Linked DNA regions of Homo sapiens: region 1 is linked to region 2. A link is an interaction called in ENCODE POLR2A ChIA-PET data of the cell type or tissue named here. Cell type or tissue: K562. All regions are shown on one strand. Each heading gives the region's core, and the rest is flanking DNA. Links, peaks and the distances in the headings are about the cores only. Region 1 overlaps LOC124903324 (a long non-coding RNA gene). Region 2 overlaps LOC124903323 (a long non-coding RNA gene).

The links. Peaks named below come from ENCODE experiments on the same cell type or tissue, not always from the same donor. Only the 100,000 strongest peaks of a DNase experiment are listed, where the experiment ranks them.
Region 1: POLR2A ChIA-PET joins it to region 2 with 5 read pairs; 4 of 35 experiments call an interaction of 5 or more read pairs at or near these places.

The regions. Positions count from the first base shown.
Region 1 is chr14:57,043,637-57,054,164 of GRCh38, forward strand. All of the region lies in intron 1 of LOC124903324 (a long non-coding RNA gene), which reads right to left. Among named protein-coding and RNA genes, the nearest start is that of EXOC5, 220 kb to the right of the region's middle. In K562, for the core only: no CTCF peak of the experiment used is centred there; no DNase peak of the experiment used is centred there.
Region 2 is chr14:56,987,177-56,997,704 of GRCh38, forward strand. All of the region lies in intron 1 of LOC124903323 (a long non-coding RNA gene), which reads right to left. Among named protein-coding and RNA genes, the nearest start is that of OTX2-AS1, 180 kb to the left of the region's middle. RefSeq lists a silencer at 3,673-3,860. In K562, for the core only: no CTCF peak of the experiment used is centred there; a DNase peak (open chromatin) is centred at 5,375; H3K4me3 peaks cover 1,398 bases.

The DNA of each region.
Region 1 (10,528 bases), core at 2,845-7,844, 57 kb after region 2:
AGTAGGAGTCTTGAAAATAAATATCAAAAGCTTAAATTTTTTTAGCATCTTTCATTCCAAGGTTTCATTTTTAGGAAAATTAAAATATGCCATTAAAAGTAATGATGTCAATCTGGTATTTTTTAATATGAAAAGATGTCCAAAATAGATTACTAAGAGCAAAAAGGGTTCAAAACAGAGTATACTGTGGTTCCTGTTTTGTTCCAATATGCTGTCTGAAAGAAAGATCAAAATGAATACATTGAAACCATAGAAATGATTATCTTTTGGTGGAAAAATTGGGGGTGATTTTATTTCAAATTTATACTTTACATATGCCAAATTTTCTGTAGTGGACACATTTCCTAATTATAAAACATTTCAGTTATAAATTCAATATAGTACTATGTAGGATATTTCTATTAGAAAAGTTTACTAAGATAGTTTGAGATTCAAAATAATGGTTGATGAAATGTAATATTATAATTGAAATTCATTCATGATAAAAAAATGGATCTATGAAAAGATCATCAAAGAATATGGAAGCCATGAGGTGAAAAATTGATGGGGAATGTTGTAATTGATATATCAGTTTGGCAACACCTGGGCCCCTGGATTAGTTTTAGCACCACTAAAAGTAGAACAATCAGACATTAAGACATTATGTGTCTTGCACTGTGATACAATAGGATGTACCTGGCACTACCAATGAATATTCTTGAAGAAAGAAAGACAGGAAGGAAGGAAGGAAGGAGGGAAGGAAGGAAAGAGGGAAGGAAGGAAAGGAAGGAAAGGAAGGAAGGAAGAAAGGAAGGAAGGAAGGAAGGAAGGAAGGAAGGAAGGAAGGAAGGAAGGAAGGAAGGAAGGGGGAACCTAAATGGATGTCCAGCAACTCTAGGAATGGCTGAAATTAAAAATGCAAAACCCAAACTGACTTTATTTAATCATAAATAATAAACACATTGCCAGAAGGTTATGGACGCAAAGGCCAAATGAACAACGGAAAGCCACATTAGAGGCTGCCTGACAGTTTAAGACTTTTTTTTCCTCTCCTTAATAAGAAATAAGTTATCATTGTCATCATCTTCCAAGCATCTCTCCTTTTTCTTCTCTTGCCCTTCTTACCCTCCTTGGGAGACTTGTCTTCTCTTGATATATGGTAATGCGATGAATGATGAAAGGGCTTGGAAGGCTTCTGGGTTTTAAAACTGCCAGGAGAAGAGTAGGTTTTGGGGCCCCAGGGAAAATCCTCATCCACTTCACGATGTCTGTCAGCCTTCCTGTGCTTCTCCCAGTTTTCTATTCTTGTTCTTCATTTCTTTTTGTGTTTTCTTTATTTTGCTGGGATTACAGGCGTGAGCCTGCGCCCGGTTGAATCAGGAGCATTTGTAAGGCTGCATTCCTCTTCCAGGATACTGCATGTCTAAATCCAACAAGATGTTCTTTGAGATCTCTGAATTGGGAGGCTGTAAGCTAACCTCGCATTTTCTGTTACACAACTAGCTCAGCACACTTGCTCTGCACCTTTGCTGCCCACTAGAATAAAAGTGTCATGAGGATAGGGCCCAGGCTTGTCAGAGTCACCCTCATGACCCCACCCCCTGCTACAATGCCTGGCACATAGTAAGTGCTCAATGAATACTATTTGACTAATTGATGTAGTACCTTTTTGTTACAAAATGATTTCCCAATCCCCTCTACCCTATTCTTAATATAAAGATTTGTGTTTTTTTACTGAGAAATGGCAAATAAAGGCTTTGGACCCCCTGAAGATTAAATACTAAAATCCCCATAACAATTTTTTTGGTGGTGTTCTTATGGGACTGCATGAATTCGAAGGACGTTTATAATGCCTCATAATGCTCTAGGAAGTGAGCCAAGAACTCCACCATCACTAGGAGTTTCAAAACCTTGAGAACTTTTCTCCCGGTGTGTTTAAGAGTATGCAGGCTCATTCTGCGCAAGAAATGTACTGGCTTACGTTGACATTTTTGTCTTTCCCTACCTCCCCACTAAGTACCACGGCAGTTTCTTTTCAGGGTCATACACGATTCCAGCAGCCTTTTTGGTGAGTGGAAGATAGCCCTACATGCTTCCCCCAGCTCACACGGCTCTAATAAGAGACAATCCCCGCAACACAGTACAGTTTCCCAGCAGGATAAAAACTAGTTTCTAAAAGGTAATATTTCTCTCTTGAGAAAGCATAGTTTGTAACTCTGGCACTATCAAATTTCCAGGTCATCTTTGCTTGCTGGGAAAAAGAATCCTTATGAAGAGAAGTTGCTCCCTGGAGGGAGAAGAAGGCAACAATTGCCCCCTGAACCGACCCAGTGTCCTGGAAGGATGGCTACAATGGACCCCAGGGAGGCCGCCAAGCTGTTGGTCAAAGGAGGCATGGGTGACCATAGAAGGGAAGATCCCTTAAATGGAATGACTTGCGTGGCCCCTCAGGAAAGCTCTCACAAACCGACCAACGCGGTCACCAACCATGCTCTGATCATTTTCAAGTTGTTGAAGTTGCTCAGCGGATTAATAGGATATTGCACTGGCTTTCTCAAATGCACACACACAGAATCACTTAATGCCATTTTCAAGGACAAAAAAAAAAAAGAGAGAGAGAGAGAGAGAGATCCAAAAGCCCTGCAAGTGAATAGAAAATAATAACAGCATAAAACAGACCCATCCTCCTCACCACCAAGCAGCGCTCCCCCACCAACCAAACAGCCAGCTCATGTCTCCTGTCTGTCCAGCAGGGAGAACACGTGATCTCCCACGGCATCTGCCTTGTACACTGTAAACCCTCTTCTGTCCCATTTCTTCTTCGTTGGGTCACCTCAGAAATAGAGAAGGGGGCTGTGCTAAGGAAAGTCCAGCTGAAAGTGCACACCCAATTTCCAGCCTCATTCTAGGCCAGAGAACACAACAAGGCAACTTCTTTGTGACCTCTGGAGTTTACCTTAATTTTTCAAAAGTCTAACTAGATCTAGTAAAGGGAGGGGGAAAAAAGTACTTGATGTAGAATTGCCTCCTGGATGCCTGATTCAGGTAGAGGTTTACAACATAATTATTTGGTCATATTTACCTAATGTCTTACCTGCTCTATTATCTGTTTTTTCAGATGTGTGCTGTTTTTGATTTTTAATTGCTCTTATTTACCAAATGTCTTATTCATTATATTATCTGGTTTTTCAGATGTGTCCCCTTTTTTATTTCACTGTAAAGAGAGCCTGGCCTAGCACAACTGGCGACTCGCTTAGTAACCCAAGAACTGTCAAGCACCCTGTCCAGGTTGAGCTCAGAGATTTCATAGCTGTGACTGATGTTTCTTTTTATCTTATAAAAAGCAATGCTTTTTATAAGAACTAAATAGCTTGGCTTCAAAGGGAAAGTTTAAATACTGACAATTTTTGTGTAGCAAATGCCTTCAAATGTTCAAAAAGATTGTTTCTAAGGTATCCCCATCATTTTCTAAAAACAAACAAGCAAACACACAAACCTTCAGGATCTTTTGTAATTTAAAGAAGTTACATTAGTGCTTACATTTCCAAAAATACCCATATGGATAAATATAGTCTAGTGTGTCCATGGGAAAAGTTAACAAGGGAAACATATTTCCAAAAAATACAAAGTCAGTGACAGACTGAATGAATATAATATACTTGATAGTGTTTTGGATGTTCTATTTTATGTCTTGCCATTCTTTTTTTTTCACTCAAATACTAGACAGAAAAAATATTTTGGTATTTCTATTCTCTTCTAAGAAAGTCTAGGCTGCTTTACTTGCGGCCAAGCACAAAGTTAACTAGAATCCTTTAATAATATAGCTCACTGTATAGATTCAGATAAGCTATGGGAAAAATCATGTCCAACAAAAGATCATAACGACATAGAGAAAATACCTGTAGCAGAGCATATTCCTGTTTTTCTTTTTCTATCCAAACCAATGTTTAGAAGGAAGTGCATTATGTTCCCTCTTAAAGATTTTCCTTTCCTTCCTTTCCTTTCTTTTCCTTTTCCCTCTTAAAGCTTTTCTTCCTATCCTTTGTTTGACCGACGACATTATTCCTTGAGTTTTAATCAGCACTCACAAACTATATATACTGTCTCAGTCAGTTCAGTCAGTGTAATGCCATAGACTAGTTGGCTTAGCAAACATTTATTTCTCACAGTTCTGAAGCTGGAAGTCCAAGTCCAACATCAGACTGCCAGCCTATGCCCCTACACGGCCTTCCTTGGTGCATGCATATAGGGGAAGTCATAGCTTTTCTTCTCTTTTTAAAAAATTTTTATTGTGGCTGGGTATAGTGGCTCATGTCTTATAATGCCAGCACTTTGGGAGTCTGAGGTGGGAGGATCACTTGAGCTCAGGAGTTCAAGACTAGCCTGGGCAACACAGTGAGACCCATCTTTACAAAATATTTTTAAAAATTAGCTGGGCGTGGTGACATGTGCCTGTGGTCCCAGCTACTAGAGAGACTGAAGCAGAAGGATCTCTTGAGCCTGGGAGGCTGAAGCTTCAATAAGCCACGATTGAGCCACTACACTCTAGCCTGGGCAACAGAGCAAGACTCCATCTCAAAAAATAAACATGAAAGAGTATCATCTTTTTAATTGACAAATAATGATTGCATCTATTTATGGAGTAAATGTGATGTTTTGATACATGAATACATTGTGGCAGGATGTATATTCAAATCAGGCTAATTAACACATCTATCACCTCAAATATTTATCATTCCTTTGTGGTAAGAACATTTAACATTTTCTCTTTTAGCTATTTTGAAATATACAATACATTATTATTAACTATACTCTTTATGCTGCTCAATAGAACACAAGAATTTAGTCCTCCTATCTAACTGAAACTTTGTACTCTTTTCCTCTTTTTATAACTACATTAACCCATCATGAGGACTTTACCCTCAGGAACTCATCTTACCCTGATTACCTCCCAAAGGCCTGACTTCCAAATACCATCACATTGGAGGCTAGGGTTTCAACATATGAATTGGAGGGGGCTGGACATAAACATCCAGCCCATAGCATATACAATCAGTTTATAGGTCCTTACAGTATAGATTCGTTAGGCTATTTTATGAACTCTCAACTATAAGTTCTCTGTGTGTGTATGTGTGTGTGTATCCAAATTACCAAAGGGTTCTTTTAAATTTCTCTGTCTCAAAACTATTTAAGAACTGACTGTTCTTGCAGCCACAACTATTAAGAAATAGCTTCATACATCCAATTTAACAAGGTGATGGTCTATGTGGTTATATTACATATTACAGGTGGATCATAAACTATTCTAAGGGTTTAAAATTTTTTCTTTTAACTTTGAGGCCTGACGTAACCCAGGAGGACCCACAGAAACCAGATGTCTACACACTCTCACATGTTCATATTTAACTCACTTCAACAAATATTCACTGAGGCTAGGTCCTGGGGTTCAAAGATGAGTAGGACACAGTTCTTCTTCAAAAAGCTCATAATCTGGGCAGAAATCAGTAAACAGATAGCCAACTGTTTTTTAATGTAATAAGTATACAGCTATCAATATGAAAGAAAGGATCTGTGGGTACACGAGAAAAATTGATCCCCGGAAAATGTGTGGCAAGATGGTGGGTTTGCTTTATCCATTGCTTCCCAATATTCAGCTTTACCGCTGGGTGGGATTGTGAGGAACTGACCACCCCCGCGGGGAGGGGGTAAGTTCCAGGGTAGGTTCCACAGGTAAGTCCCCATAAGTATAAGCCCTTCTGCACAAACCAAGACCTTTTCAAATGATTAGTTAAAAAATGGACTTTGTCTACTAGGGACTGATTCAAGGAACCTAATTTGGTCCAGCCAGAGGGAAATCTGGGACTTATGTTTGAAAGATGCCCTATCTCTCCCACTCCAATTTCTTTCTATTATGAGACTTCTTAGTCTCTTTTTCCAGTCCACCCTTCTCCCAGACCTTTCAGTGTCTGAGGGATCCATGGCTCAGTCTTTGGTCTTCTTTTCTGCTCCTTGGTGATTCCTTCAGTCTTGCGACTTTAATATTATGTGTCTGCTTTCAAATCTGAAATAGATATTGCCCGTCTAGATTTCTTTTCCAAATGCAGACTCCTAGAGCCCTCTACTCACTTAACAGCTACCCCAGGATGTCTAACAGGCTTCTAAAATTTAACGTGTCCAAAACTCAAGTCTGGATCTTCCTCCCAAACCTGTTCCTACCCACAGCCTTCCCCATCTCAGATAGTGGCTTAGGCAGAAATGCTTGGAGTGATTCTTGACTCTTCTGTCCTCTCTTTCATCCAGTCTGTCAACAAATCCTGTTAGCACTACGTTCAAACTTTTCCAAAATCCTACCATGTCTATCACCTCCACAGCAACCACCCCAGCCCAGCCACTATCACCTCTTCCCTGGATTATTGAAAGAGCCTCCTGAGTGGTTTCTCAGATACCACTCTCACTCCCCTACAGTCCCTTTTCAACACAGCAGCCAGAGAGATCCTCTTACACTTGGAGTTGTATCATTTACTCTTGGGCTCAATGCCCTGCTGATGAAAAGCCCTTGCCCTGGGCTCATAAATTTGGGCCTCTATTGCTTCCCTGATCTAATCTCCCACTACTACTCCTTCACTCATTCCACCCCAGCTACACTGGCCTCCCTGGCTGTTCAGACGTGCTGGATGCTCCTGTCTGGGACCTTTGTGCTGGTTGTTTCCTCTGGCTGCAATACCCTTCCCACAGCTATTCATGCATCTCACTCTGTCATATCCTCATGTCTGCTCAAATGCCACTTTCTTGGTGAAGCCTTTCTTGACCACCGTCTATAAATTGCAACTGACCCCTTCTTATGTTATCAATCTTCTGTACTCTGAACTGTTTTTCTTTTTTCATTGACTTTATCATCATTAAACATACTGTATTAGTCTGTTCTCATGCTGCTAATAAAGACATACCTGAGACTGGGTAATTTATAAAGAAAAGAGGTTTAATGGACTTACAGTTCCACATGGCTGGGGATGCCTCACCATCACGGTAGAAGGCAAAGGAGGAGCAAAGTCACATCTTGCATGGCGGCAGGCAAGAGAGTGCCTGTGTAGGGGTACTCCCTTTATAAAACCATCAGATCTCGTGAGACTTATTCGCTGTCATGAGAACAGCATGGGAAAGACCTGTCCCCATGATTCAGTTACCTCCCACCAGGTCTCTCTCACAACATGTGGGAATTATGGGAGAGATTTGGGTGGGGACACAGCCAAACCATGTCACATACTATGATTTTATGTATGTGTCTATATATATATGTATATACATTTTTACAGGATATCTTTCCCCATTTGAACATATGCTCCACAAGGACATGAATCTTTATTTTTAGACATGGGGTCTTGCCAAGTTGCCCAGGTTGGCCTTAAATTCCTGGGCTCAAGCAATCTTCTTGCCTTAGCCTCCCAAGAAGCTGGGACTACAGGTGCATGCCACCACACCCAGCATCAAGGACAAGAATCTTTGTCTGTTTTATTTTACTGCTATATCTCAAGGGCCTAGAAAAGTTCTTGGCATGTAGTAGGTGCTCAATAAATATTTGTGGAATAAACTTAAAAAACTTGGAAGTCAATCTGAGGGCAAATCTAAGACACATAGGAAAAAATTATGAGAACTGGATCTAAAGCCTTGATCAAATCATGCCTGAAGCAGACATTATTGCTGGACTTTTTCAGTAGCCTAAATCCACTATTGAATTTTACTTTTTAAGCCAGTCTGGGTTCTTTTTTCTGTTAATTACTAGCAAAGGCATCCTAAAAGATACTTAAGGTAAAGGAAATTTCAGAGATCTCATATAAGGAGGACCCTAAAAGGCAGAAAGGAGTTCATACTCCTTCACAGCCATGCCGCTTTTTAAGTGGCCTGTGCTCCCTGTCTGCATTTTCTCATCAACTCTAAAAAGAATTCCACACCTACCCCTGCACTGAAACTGCAGTCACTCAGCTCATCAGGGACCTCCTGACTGCACATTGTTCAACTCTTCTCTTGTTTATCTTCCCCGTAGAATCTGTCTTCTCTGCAGGGTTGGTCCCACCCATTTCTCCTCCCATGCTTTCTGTTACTTCACTTTTTCCTGGATTTGCCATTTTCATTCTGGGAATTCCTTCATTCCTCCATGAAAAAGGCTGGACATCTCATGAAAGTTGGTGTTCCCAGGGCTATGTTCATGGACTACGTCGCCTCCTACCTGTAGCCTTTCCGAGAGCAAGCTCATCCATTCCCATAACTTCATCACATACAGACAATGCGCTGCAAATTCCCAATGTTCTATGGCGATCTCAGACCACAGCACTCACGGATTTCACAGACTAACAGACCTCTCCTCTTAGGTATCACACAGAAATCTAAATCTAAAACTCAAGAAATAGGATTTATTTATTCTAAAACAAATTCTGTTCCCATCTTGCCTATTTGAATGATCCCACTTGACCCTTCATCCTTTCTTTTCCTACTTCTGGTTGGTTCTCCAGCCATTTCTACTTTATTTATTTATTTTGAGACAGGGTCTTACTCTGTTGCCCAGGCTGGAGTGCACTGAGGTGATCTTGGCTCACTGCAACCTCCGCTTCCCGGGTTCAAGCCATTCTCCAGTCTCAGCCTCCTGAGTAGCTGGGATTACAGACACACACCACCAGGTCCGGCTAATTTTTGTATTTCTAGTAGAGACGGGGTTTCACCGTGTTGGCCAGGCTGGTCTCAAACTCCTGACCTCAAGTGATCTGCCCACCTTCACCTCCCAAAGTGCTGGGATTACAGGTATGAGCCACTGTGCCTGGCTACTTACTTATTTACAGACAGGGTCTGGCTCTGCCATCCAGGCTAGAGTGCAGTGGTGCAATCATAGCTACCCGTGGCTCAAGGGATCTTCCTGTCTCAGCTTCCTGAGTAGCTAGGACTACAGGAGACAGGGTCTTTGTATGTCGTCCAGGCTGGAGTGCAGTGGCACAATCATAGCTACTTCTGGCCTCAAGCAATCTTCCTTCCTCAGCCTCCCAAAGGGCTGGGATTACAGTTGTGAGCCACCACGCCCAGCTCCATTTCTATTTAAAATTGATCTCCCAACTTCAAGTACCAGTCTCTGCCTTTTTCCTGTGAATCCTTTCACTAACTGCTCCTTATCACTGAAGACGGTACCACACCTAAGGGAGATTTTGAAAATGGGGGGCAGTATTTTTGTTATCACAAAGATTGTGAAGCAGTGTGAGTGTTTGATAGCCAGGTTCCAGGGAGCTAGATGCCCTGTAGTACCTGGGGCACCCACATGTCTTTCACAACTCTCAGATGTCTTGCCAGTTACTAGTGTAGTGCTACCAAGCAATCACATATTGAAATAATTTTCTTTTCATTTCTTCTTTATAATTAGGCCTTAGGTTGACTTTTAAAATATTATGATTAAATAGGTTGTACTATCTATACGTTTTATTTTAGCATAATGAAAATGATGACATGACTTATTTGCTATAAAAGACAACACTCCGCAGATAAAGTCTAGAATCACCAATCAATACCACAAGTTGCCAACTGGTGGCTGACATACCTAATGTGATTCATGTGCATATTTTGTTTGATCTAGGGTTGCCAGCCAAGATACATTACACCCTGTTAAATTCCAATTTCAGATCAATGGCAAATCATACTTTAATATATCTCATGCAATAGTTGGAATATACTTAACACCAAGAAGCATTCATTGTTTATCTGATATTCGAATTTCACATGGCATCCTGTTCTTTTATTTGCTAAATCTGGCAATTCTAAGCTTCTTGTTTTTGTTTTTGGTTTTCAGTCAATTTTTAAAATCAGTAGATTTTTACATTAAGATTTGATCTCTGGATTTCTTTGAAAGAGCAGAAGGTCTAGATTTGACCTACATTCTTGCACGAAAACAGACAGCTGGAGTGAAGTGGGGGCTGCTCCTCTTAGACGGGGCCTGCTCACCACAGTTCACCACAGTCCCCTACACTGTATTCCACCCAACACTGTGACAAGTAAAGCACTGCCACTAATCTAAGTAATTTCTGTTATACTCTTACAGCTAAGAGGAAAGTGAAATATTTCTTTTAATCATTCATTGAATCTCTTAAAAATGAAAAAGTAAAAGACAAACCAATAGGCCCACGTTTCTTAAAAAATGGGAGGAATACATTTTTCTTTGAAGAAATGAAGAATTTTCCTATGTATTTTCTTACCCTGGACCAGCTTCACTCATAAGCTGGGAAACATTTAAGTCTGTGATGTCTTCCCTAAGCTATTTTCAGACTGGTATACCCAAAGCTGCAAATATGATTATGTCACTTTCCCGCTTAAGTAGAAAAACCCTTCAGTAGCTTTCCATTTTCTCAACTTAAACATCCAAAAATTTTTAACATGACCCAAAAGCCCCTCCCAGCTTCATTTGTTCCTCCTCTCACTTGCTGTCAATTAATCCACTTTCGAAAGTTTTAAATTAGTTTCAAATATTCACCAGTTCCCTCCTTCCTTCATGCACGTCTAGGAAAACCTCTTCCTCCTT
Region 2 (10,528 bases), core at 2,314-7,313:
GTATTTTTAGTAGAGACAGGGTTTCACCATGTTGGCCAGGCTGGTCTCAAACTCCTGACCTCAGATGATCCGCCCACCTTGGCCTCCCAGAATGCTGGGATTACAGGTGTGAGCCACCACACCCGGCTGAATTTATATCTTAATGTATTAGAAACTTTCGCTGCTTCTAAGTTGTAAGCCATCTTCAGAAGCAAGTTCTAAATTAGTTGTAAATCACCTAAAAACAATAAAAAACGAAACTTGCCACTACCTTTTGATATTCCTGCCTCCTGGCTGTGACTTACTAACTGGTTCTACTGAATTACTTACTCAATAAGCTTGCGTCCTACAAATTTGGTAAGTGTTCAAGTAACTCACACCTTATCTTGATGTTTAAGAGAAGCCACCTGTAGCTTTTGCAAAAGAAATTTATCCTGATTGGTGCTGTGTTGCAAATTGAACCCCAGGTTTTAAATGTATAAAGGAAAAAGTCTGGAAATAGGAAAGAAAAGCCACAGATATGTCAGACAGTTTTTGCATAATGTCTGTAATTGTCTCCTCAAGCCCCGTCAAGATTTGAAGCAATGCAGGCTAATATTTCCATAGACATTTTCTCCACTGCAAACAGACAGTGGGTGCTTCTCAAGTTTCACCTCTATTCTAGGGACAAACACTTGCAGAGTGAGGAGCTGTGTGAACCTAGGAAGAAGGTAATATGAGTCAGCACAACTTTCCTCCTCTCAAGAAATACGCAAAGCATTTCCCATATTCCCATGGAGTTTACTATCTTACGCATTCTATATACCTAAGTCTGTTTCAGTTCAGGAGAAAATAAATGCATGACAAGAGTATTTAGTTTTTATTGGGTAAAAGTTGAAATTAGTAGAGCAAGCAATGATATAATTGTCCACATAATGGGAAATAAACAAGTTGGTCAGTGTTCAAGAGAGAAGTGCAAACTTTGCTTCAGGTCTTGTTTTGACGGTAACACCTTAATCATTTTCTTTTTTTTTTTAATATATTTTTATTTTTTTATTTTTTTATTATTATACTTTAAGTTTTAGGGTACATGTGCACATTGTGCAGGTTAGTTACATATGTATACATGTGCCATGCTGGTGCGCTGCACCCACTAACTCGTCATCTAGCATTAGGTATATCTCCCAATGCTATCCCTCTCCCCTCCCCCCACCCCACAACAGTCCCCAGAGTGTGATATTCCCCTTCCTGTGTTCATGTGATCTCATTGTTCAATTCCCACCTATGAGTGAGAATATGCGGTGTTTGGTTTTTTGTCCTTGCGATAGTTTACTGAGAATGATGATTTCCAATTTCATCCATGTCCCTACAAAGGACATGAACTCACCATTTTTTATGGCTGCATAGTATTCCATGGTGTATATGTGCCACATTTTCTTAATCCAGTCTATCATTGTTGGACATTTGGGTTGGTTCCAAGTCCTTGCTATTGTGAATAATGCCGCAATAAACATACGTGTGCATGTGTCTTTATAGCAGCATGATTTATAGTCCTTTGGGTACATACCCAATAATGGGATGGCTGGGTCAAATGGTATTTCCAGTTCTAGATCCCTGAGGAATCGCCACACTGACTTCCACAATGGCTGAACTAGTTTACAGTCCCACCAACAGTGTAAAAATGTTCCTATTTCTCCACATCCTCTCCAGCACCTGTTGTTTCCTGACTTTTTAATGATTGCCATTCTAACTGGTGTGAGATGGTATCTCATTGTGGTTTTGACATACTTGGAAGTAAAGCTCTCCTCAGCAAATGTAAAAGAACAGAAATTATAACAAACTATCTCTCAGACCACAGGGCAATCAAACTAGAACTCAGGATTAAGAATCTCACTCAAAACCGCTCAACTACATGGAAACTGAACAACCTGCTCCTGAATGACTACTGGGTACATAACGAAATGAAGGCAGAAATAAAGATGTTCTTTGAAACCAACGAGAACAAAGACACAACATACCAGAATCTCTGGGACGCATTCAAAGCAGTGTGTAGAGGGAAATTTATAGCACTAAATGCCCACAAGAGAAAGCAGGAAAGATCCAAAATTGACACCCTAACATCACAATTAAAAGAACTAGAAAAGCAAGAGCAAACACATTCAAAAGCTAGCAGAAGGCAAGAAATAACTAAAATCAGAGCAGAACTGAAGGAAATAGAGACACAAAAAACCCTTCAAAAAATTAATGAATCCAGGAGCTGGTTTTTTGAAAGGATCAACAAAATTGATAGACCGCTAACAAGAGTAATAAAGAAAAAAAGAGAGAGGAATCAAATAGACGCATTTTCAAGCCTTCTTGATTATCCTGCCTCTTGAATGCGCACTTCTGTCAGTGTTTCATCTTTAAGAACTATTTACAGCCTTGGAAATAGCCTGGGGCAAACCGCAATTTATATAAGGACAGGCACAGAATGTGGTTTTCAATTACTCTACTATTTGGGTAACTCTTGAGCTGGGGTGATGCGAATTTGAGTGGATTTTAAATGGTAATGGTGACAGAATCATGGCCAATATTTATTTGTAAGGTTTCTTAATCAGTTATCATATTTCATTTGTATATATCCCTTAGATTTTGGAGAAATAAATTCCCAAACTCAATATCTTAGGTTTAGAATATTGACCACAATGAACTGGGTGCCGTGGCTCACACCTGTAATCCTGGCACTTTGGGAGGCCGAGGCCTTGGGATGAGTGCCTGAGCACAGGAGCTTGAGACCAGCTCGAGTAACATGGCGAAGCCGCCACCTCCGCAAAAAACAAAATATAAAAATTAGCCAGGTATGGTGGTTTACACCTGTAGTCCCAGCTGCTCAGGGGGCTGAGGTGGGAGGATCACTTGAACCTGGGAGGTTGAGCCTGCAGTGATCTGTGATGGCGCCACTGCACTCCAGCCTTGGTGACAAAGTGAGACCCAGTTAAAAAAGAAAAAAAGAAGCATAATACAAGTCTCCTTCACTGAAATCCATAGGGATAGTTTTCAGCATGAATAACAGTAACACTAATAACACAAGCTAATATTGATTGTGTACTTACTATGTGCCTAGTGCTGTGCTAAGATCTTGGCATATATTATCTCGCATAATTCTCATAACAACCTCCATGTTAGTAACGAGGAAATTAAGGGTTACAGAAGTACAGCAGGCAGCAAAAGCATGAGCCAGCAACTCCCTGTCATCTGCCCAATGGTGGCAATGAGGTGGGCGGCTTGGAAGACTTGAATTTACCATGACCTCTATCAGAACTGCCTCCTCCAAGCCACCCAAATAGACGTTTTATCCAAGTGAGGACAGTTGCTAAGTAAATACATATGGCAATCCAGAAGACCATCCCAGGTAGAAATTCCAGAGCTGTCACTCTATCTACACATGACCGTCACTGCCAAATTCCTATTTACAGAATGCTCATGATGTCTGGAACACTAGATTAGACAATGTACGGGATAAAAGGGAAGCAGGAGACCTGGAAGGAGCCCAAGGCAATATGGCTGCATGGAATAGCGGAACAAGATCAGTCCTGGGTGCCCGGCAGGACTGCCTTCTACTTTGGAGTCTTAGAAATTATTTCCTTAGTCCTAGACAAGTTACCTAGTTTCCCTGAGCCTGGGTTTATTAGATGTAAAATGAGAGGTTCAACTTAACAACATTTTAAGTCCCTTGTAGCTATAAAATGTGATGATTCCAGAGGTCCTGTTGAGAGGTGACAGCATGCTGGCAGTCCTCACGGCCCTCGTTCGCCCTCAGCGCCTCCTCTGCCTGGGCTCCCACTTTGGCGACGCTTGAGGAGCCCTTCAGCCCACCGCTGCACTGTGGGAACCCCTTTCTGGGCTGGCCAAGGCCGGAGCCGGCTCCCTCAGCTTGCGGGGAGGTGTGGAGGGAGAGGCGCGGGCGGGAACCGGGGCCAGCACGAGTTCCGGGTGGGTGTGGGCTTGGCGGGCCCGGCACTCGGAGCAATGAGGGGCTTAGCACCCGGGCCAGCGGCTGCAGAGGGTGTGCTGGGTCCCCCAGCAGTGCCGGCCCACGGGCGCTGCGCTCGATTTCTCGCCAGGCCTTAGCTGCCTCCCCGCGGGGCAGGGCTCGGGACCTGCAGCGCGCCATGCCTGAGCCTCCCCCCACCGTGGGCTCCTGTGCCGCCCGAGCCTCCCTGATGAGCGCTGCCCCCTGCTCCACGGCGCCCAGTCCTATCGACCACCCAAGGGCTGGGGAGTGTAGGCGCACGACGCGGGACTGGCACGCAGCTCCACCCGCAGCCCTGGTGCAGGATCCACTAAGTGAAGCCAGCTGGGCTCCTGAGTCTGGTGGGGACGTGGAGAACCTTTATGTCTAGCTCAGGGATTGTAAATACACCAATCGGCACTCTGTATCTAGCTCAAGGTTTGTAAACACACCAATCAGCACCCTGTGTCTAGCTCAGGGTTTGTGAATGCACCAATCGACACTCTGTATCTAGCTACTCTGGTGGGGCCTTGGAGAACCTTTGTGTGGACACTCTGTATCTAGCTAATCTGGTGGGGACCTGGAGAACCTTTGTGTCTAGCTCAGGGATTGTAAACACACCAATCAGCGCCCTGTCAAAACAGACAACTCGGCTCTACCAATCAGCAGGATGTGGGTGGGGCCAGATAAGAGAATAAAAGCAGGCTGCCGGCGCCAGCAGCGGCAACCTGCTCGGGTCCCCTTCCACACTGTGGTAGCTTTGTTCTTTTGCTCTTTGCAATAAATCTTGCTCTGCTCACTTTTTGGGTCGACACTGCTTTTATGAGCCATAACACTCACCGCAAAGGTCTTGCAGCTTCACTCCTGAAACCAGCAAGACCACGACCCCACCGGGAAAAATGAACAACTCCAGACGCCCCGCCTTAAGAGCTGTAACACTCACCGCAAAGGTCTGCAGCTTCACTCCTGAGCCAGCGAGACCACGAACCCACCAGAAGGAAAAAACTCCGAACACATCCGAACATCAGAAGGAACAAACTCCAGATGCGCCACCTTAAGAGCTGTAACACTCACCGTGAGGGTCCGCGGCTTCATTCTTGAAGTCAGTGAGACCAAGAACCCACTAATTCTGGACACACTGTCTTCCAAGAATGTACAATCCAGTGGGGTGATGAGAAGTTCAATATTTCAATATTCAGAAATGTTTCTAAACTTTATATTAGAATTGCTTTGGTGTTTCTTTTTTCTTAGGGCTGTGGGTGTCTTCTTTATCTCCTCCAAGGCTCAGTGTACGGTAGGCATGTTTGTGAGACAGCCAAGTAAAAACGCGTCCCGGGAAAACCTCTGACCAGCCTGCGCACTGGGAGGAGTCTGCAATTGGGTGGAGCCTCCGGAAGCTCGCGCTGTTTGCAGGGCGGAGGAGCTTGGTCCCTCCTCTTCCTGCGTGGTATTTGAGATTCGATTTGCGAGGCGGGAAACGTGTACTAGCAGGACTGTCGGTCTGCGGAGAGTTCCCGTTTCCTTTTTTTTCCTTTTTGCCCAATAAGTTCCATTTTTCTCACCCTTCAAAGTGTGCGAACCTAATCTCTCATCGTCATGTGACAAGGACACTGTTTTTAGCTGAACTAAGGAAAATTCCTACAACATTAGGGGCCTTATAAATGTTTGTTGAACAAATGAATAAGTAACATAATGAGTGAGTATATGAATAAACACATAAATTTAATTTCCCAAAGCAACAATATATACAAAAGTGAGCTGTCACTCTTATCTACCATGACCGTCCCTTCCTCTAATGCTAAAGTTCAGGTCTCATTTTCTATCATTTATTCCCAGCAGCAGATCCAGGTTTCTGTGGAGACTAAAGTTTATAGAATATAAGGGCCCTTCTTTAAGGAGGATTAAAGATTGCAAATGGAAAATTCAGTACAGCTCCTTTGCAGGGGTCTGTGCGAGTGAGGGGCACCGAAGTCTGTGCTTTTGGCTTCACAGTCAGCTCGGCCAGCAGGGCCCTTCTACACTCCGCTCCAGGGACACCTGCCTTCTTGCTTCCTCAAAAGCTTGCTCCTACCTTAGGGTCTTAGCAAGTGCTCCTCCCCCTCCTAGTCTTTCTCTACCAAGATCCTTGACTTTTTTTAAAAATTGTGGTTAAAATATGCATAACATAATATTGATCATTTTAACCATCCATGAGTGTAGATTTTGGTGGCATTAACTAATTCACAATGTTGTGTAACCATCACTGCTATTAATATCAATACCCCCCATTTAAAAAATCATTTCCAGTTTAAACTCTCTACCCATTAAACAAAAACTGCCCTTTTTTCTCTCTTCCCCACAAACCGTGGCAACCATTATTGTATTTTTGCTTCTATGAGTTTGACTATTACATATACCTCATATAGTGGAACCATACAATATTTGTCCTTCTGTTTCTGTACTAAATATAATGTTTTCAAGGCTCATTGTGGTGCAGCACCGTGTAAGAATTCTATTTTTCTTGATGGCTAAATAATATTCCATTGTTTATGTTTGCAACATTTTGTTTACCCATTTATCTGTTGATGAATACTTGGGCTGTTTCCACTTTTTGGATATTGTTAAGACTGCTGTGAACATGGTTATACGAGTATCTCTTCAAGTTTCTACTTTCCATTCTCTTGGGTATGTATCTAGGTGTTGAATTGCTAGGTAATATGCTAGGTTTATGTTTAACTTTATGAGGAACCTCAACTGCATGGTTTTGCATTCCCACCAGCAATGCCTATGGGTTCTAATTTCTCCGAATCCTTGCCAACACTTGTTGTTTTCCTGTTTAAAAAAATTGTAGCCATCCCAATAGATTGGAAGCAGTATCTCTTTGTGGTTTTACCTATTTTTTCATAGTCTTTAACATTATATGAAATGGTCTTGTTATTTTCCTTTACTGGGTTTATTAGTCTGGAAGTTCATGAAGGCAGAACCATTTCTTTTACGTTCGTTTCTACATTTCCAGCATTCAGAACTGTTCCTGTCACACCTAGGAATTATGTTAAATAAATGAATGCATGGATGTTCTTCTTGCAGAACTATATGACTATCATTGCTAATTTATTTGTCCAAAAATCAGTGCTTAAACAACAGCACATCAATTAGATAACAAGTCCACAGTTTGTCTTAGGCATCAGAGCTGTGCCCCTCCCACTCCCAGTCATTCTCCACCAAGGTCCTTAACTTTTTAAAAAAAGTTGCAGTAAAATAGACATGACATAATATTGATCATTTTAACCATTCATGGGGGTAGAATTTGGTGACATTAAATAATTCACAATGTGCATTTGTGTGTAGCCTTGAACCAATAAACACCATTATCTTAGGACTTCTGAAAGTGAAGACTAAACACAATTTAAATGAAATGATGTCATAAAAGTTATGCATAAACCGCAGATTAAATTTAGGTATTAGAATTGGAATTCAAAGTGAATTAAAAATTTTCATAAAGCTTGCATGGAGAATTGTACACCCCTTTCTAGATGCCCAGTACTAAGGTTGCATTGTACTATGTGTAAATAGGAATGAAAATATTGCACTGGGGGAGCTGGGTGTGATGTCTCACGCCTGTAGTCCCAGCACTTCGGGAGGCAGAGGTGGGAGGATCACCTGAGATCGGGAGTTTGAGACCAGCGTGGGCAACATAGAAAGATCCCGTCCTCCACAAAAAATTTAAAAATTAGCCGGAAATTGTGGTGCATGCCTGTAGTCCCACCTACTCAGGAGGCAGAGACAGGATGATCACTTAAGCCCAGGAGATCAAGGCTGCAGTGAGCTATAATTGTGCCAGTGCACTCCAGCCTGGGTGACAAAGCAAAATACTGTCTCAAAAAGAAAAGAAAAATATTGCATTGGGGTCTGGAAGGAGCTGTGTCACAGAAACCTAACTCCTAAACAAACTGAAGTCTGAAAATTAGTGAGTCATTCACAACAGTATGTAATTTTAACACATGGCTTCTGTGCACTTTACAAACACAGAATTTCACAATGGAAAGTTTTCAACAATGCCATTCCCGATTGCCAAGAGCCAGAGTCACTGGGTGAAGGGATCCTGGAAATGGCCTAAGGAGCTGTAGCAAACAAACAGGGCCTATGTGCAGTGTTGCACCACAATATATTGCAAAGTACACTACAGGGTATCATACATGTCCACCTGAGCACCACCCAGTCTCACATGATCCGTTTGCTAATGTTTCAGACACAAATCAAACCATGCCTATTGTGTAGTCTGCAATTGCCCCTGGCCACTCTCTGAGTTACCAAGCCAAGTTGCAAAATGATAATATTTTGAAATCATGAAGTTTGTGTCTCTGAAGAGCAAGGAACCAGGGCTCCTGAGCATGTAAGGAGGACAGCAGATGCCCCTGAGGACAGCTGTCCTGGCCAGAAGCAGATTCGCCCTGAAGCTAATAAAGGTGAAGCTTTGGGGCCTGTAACTTACACAGGTGCCTTCCAAGGTTGGTGGGGACAGCAATTTTTCCTAAAGAGGCTCTCAAATTTTTTCACATCCACTAAAACCTGGATCCACCCACCTCTTCTTTCTCTAGCCATTCTCAGAAAATTTTGAAAATGCGTTTATTGGCCATTTTCTACAGGGAAACATTGACAAATACCGGTGAGATTTCTGGCATCCCCTACAGGGCCTAGCACAGAGCCATCCACATGGTAGGGCTCAATAACCATTTGATACATAACATTAAATGCATAAAATAAAGTACACAGTTCCTTGTAGTGTGTGTGTGTGCGCGTGTGTGTGTGTGTGTTTTTGATACTCATCTTGAACATTTGCCTTTAGATGTTCAGGGTTTACTTATTTTAAATGAAAAACCCAATGACATTTGTACTCAGAACACCTGTCTAGGAGTAACTGAAAGTTTATCTCTGAGGACCAATGACAAGAGACTTGGAGAAAATTGTGCTTTTGTTGGATGACTATAGAAAATGACTAAGTAATTTCCCATTTGCTTTTTTTTTTTTTTTTTTTTTTGAGACAGAGTCTCTGTCACCCAGGCTGGAGTACAGTGGTGGGATCTCAGCTCACTGCAACCGCCACCTTCTGGGTTCAAGTGATTCTCGTGCCTCAGCCTCCTGAGTAGCTGGGACTACAGGTGTGCACCACCACACTTGGAAAAATTTTGCATTTTTAGTAGAGACGATGTTTTGCCATGTTGCCCAGGCTGGTCTCGAACTCCTGGCCTCAAGTGATCTGCCCACTTCGGCCTCCCGAAGTGCTGGAATTACAGGCATGAGCCACCATACTCAGCCCCTATTTGCTTTTATTATTTGGTATATACACCATTGAATTTTGTTTTACTCATTGGCAATCAAAAAAAAAAAAAAGAATCTGTGACTTTTAGGTTGAGATATTATTTATTTCTACCCAAATACTCCTCCAATTAAAATAGCTTTGTGCAAACTATTCTGAATGTACTGCAAATCTCGTTGCACAGTTACAGTTAACTGGGGTCAGAACTGAAACATTTAAAAATGGCAGCACCTCCCCCACCCACAAATGCCTCCTTTGGCCCTCCCAGACTTTGAAATTTGATCTAAGAAGAAACATGTTTGCTGTGAGAAGTTCTACCTAGTTCACTTCCAGTTAAATAGTCAATATTATAATACTCAGGTGAGGCCTTGGAGTGATGTGTGGAAAATTCTCAAAATTATCCATTTCAGACAGATGCTTTGTAAACTTCCTCATCACACAGGACCAGTGGCCACGTCCATAGATCCCTATGGTTTGTGCCCCGCATACCCGTTTGTGTTCCCTGTGAGTCACTCCCTTTTTAAGGGCTTAACAATAAAACCTGACTGTCCAGTTTTAGACTCCGTCATCGTCTATTAGATAGGAGCTTGGTGGGCATTTCATATTTCTTTCCTTTCAGCCCCGAAAGTAGCATTAGCAGGGAAATTCAAAAGCAAGCAGAAAACTGGCATAGCTAATTTAGGCTAATTAGGATGGCAGAAGCCGAGATGCGTACTTCAGAGCTTCTCATGCCCTCCCGTGTCTCCACCTGATTGCTTTGTCCAGCAGCAAACCCAGGAGGCACTTCCAATTACATCACATCCTCTTCAAACACCAAACCACTCAAGCTAATTTTATCCTATTAAACAGACTGAAGGATCCAGAAGAAAGGTTCTCTCCCCCTCCCCAAAAGCTTCAATTACCAGGGTCCCTGATTATCATCGCTTCAATCCTATATGCACTGCTAAATACTTTTTTTGCTTAGCATTGCCTTCTTCATTTAGATGAAAAGCAAATATTATGAGCATGTCTTTACAGTTCTGGTGAAGTGACATTAGGAGTAGAGCTAAAAAGAAGCACGCTGGTTATTAGCATGGTTAATCAAAGTCAAGTTTGAAGTTTCCAAAGACATTAGAATCACAGAAATTTCAGCACCTCTCTGAATATTAGCATTTAGAGAAAGCACTGCAGATTTCTATTTTTCTTCTCTTCTTTTCCCTTTTCTTTCCTTTCCTTTCCTTTTCCTTCCTTCCTTTCCTCTTTGCTTCCTTCCTTTTTTTCCTCCCTTCCTTTCTTCCATCTTT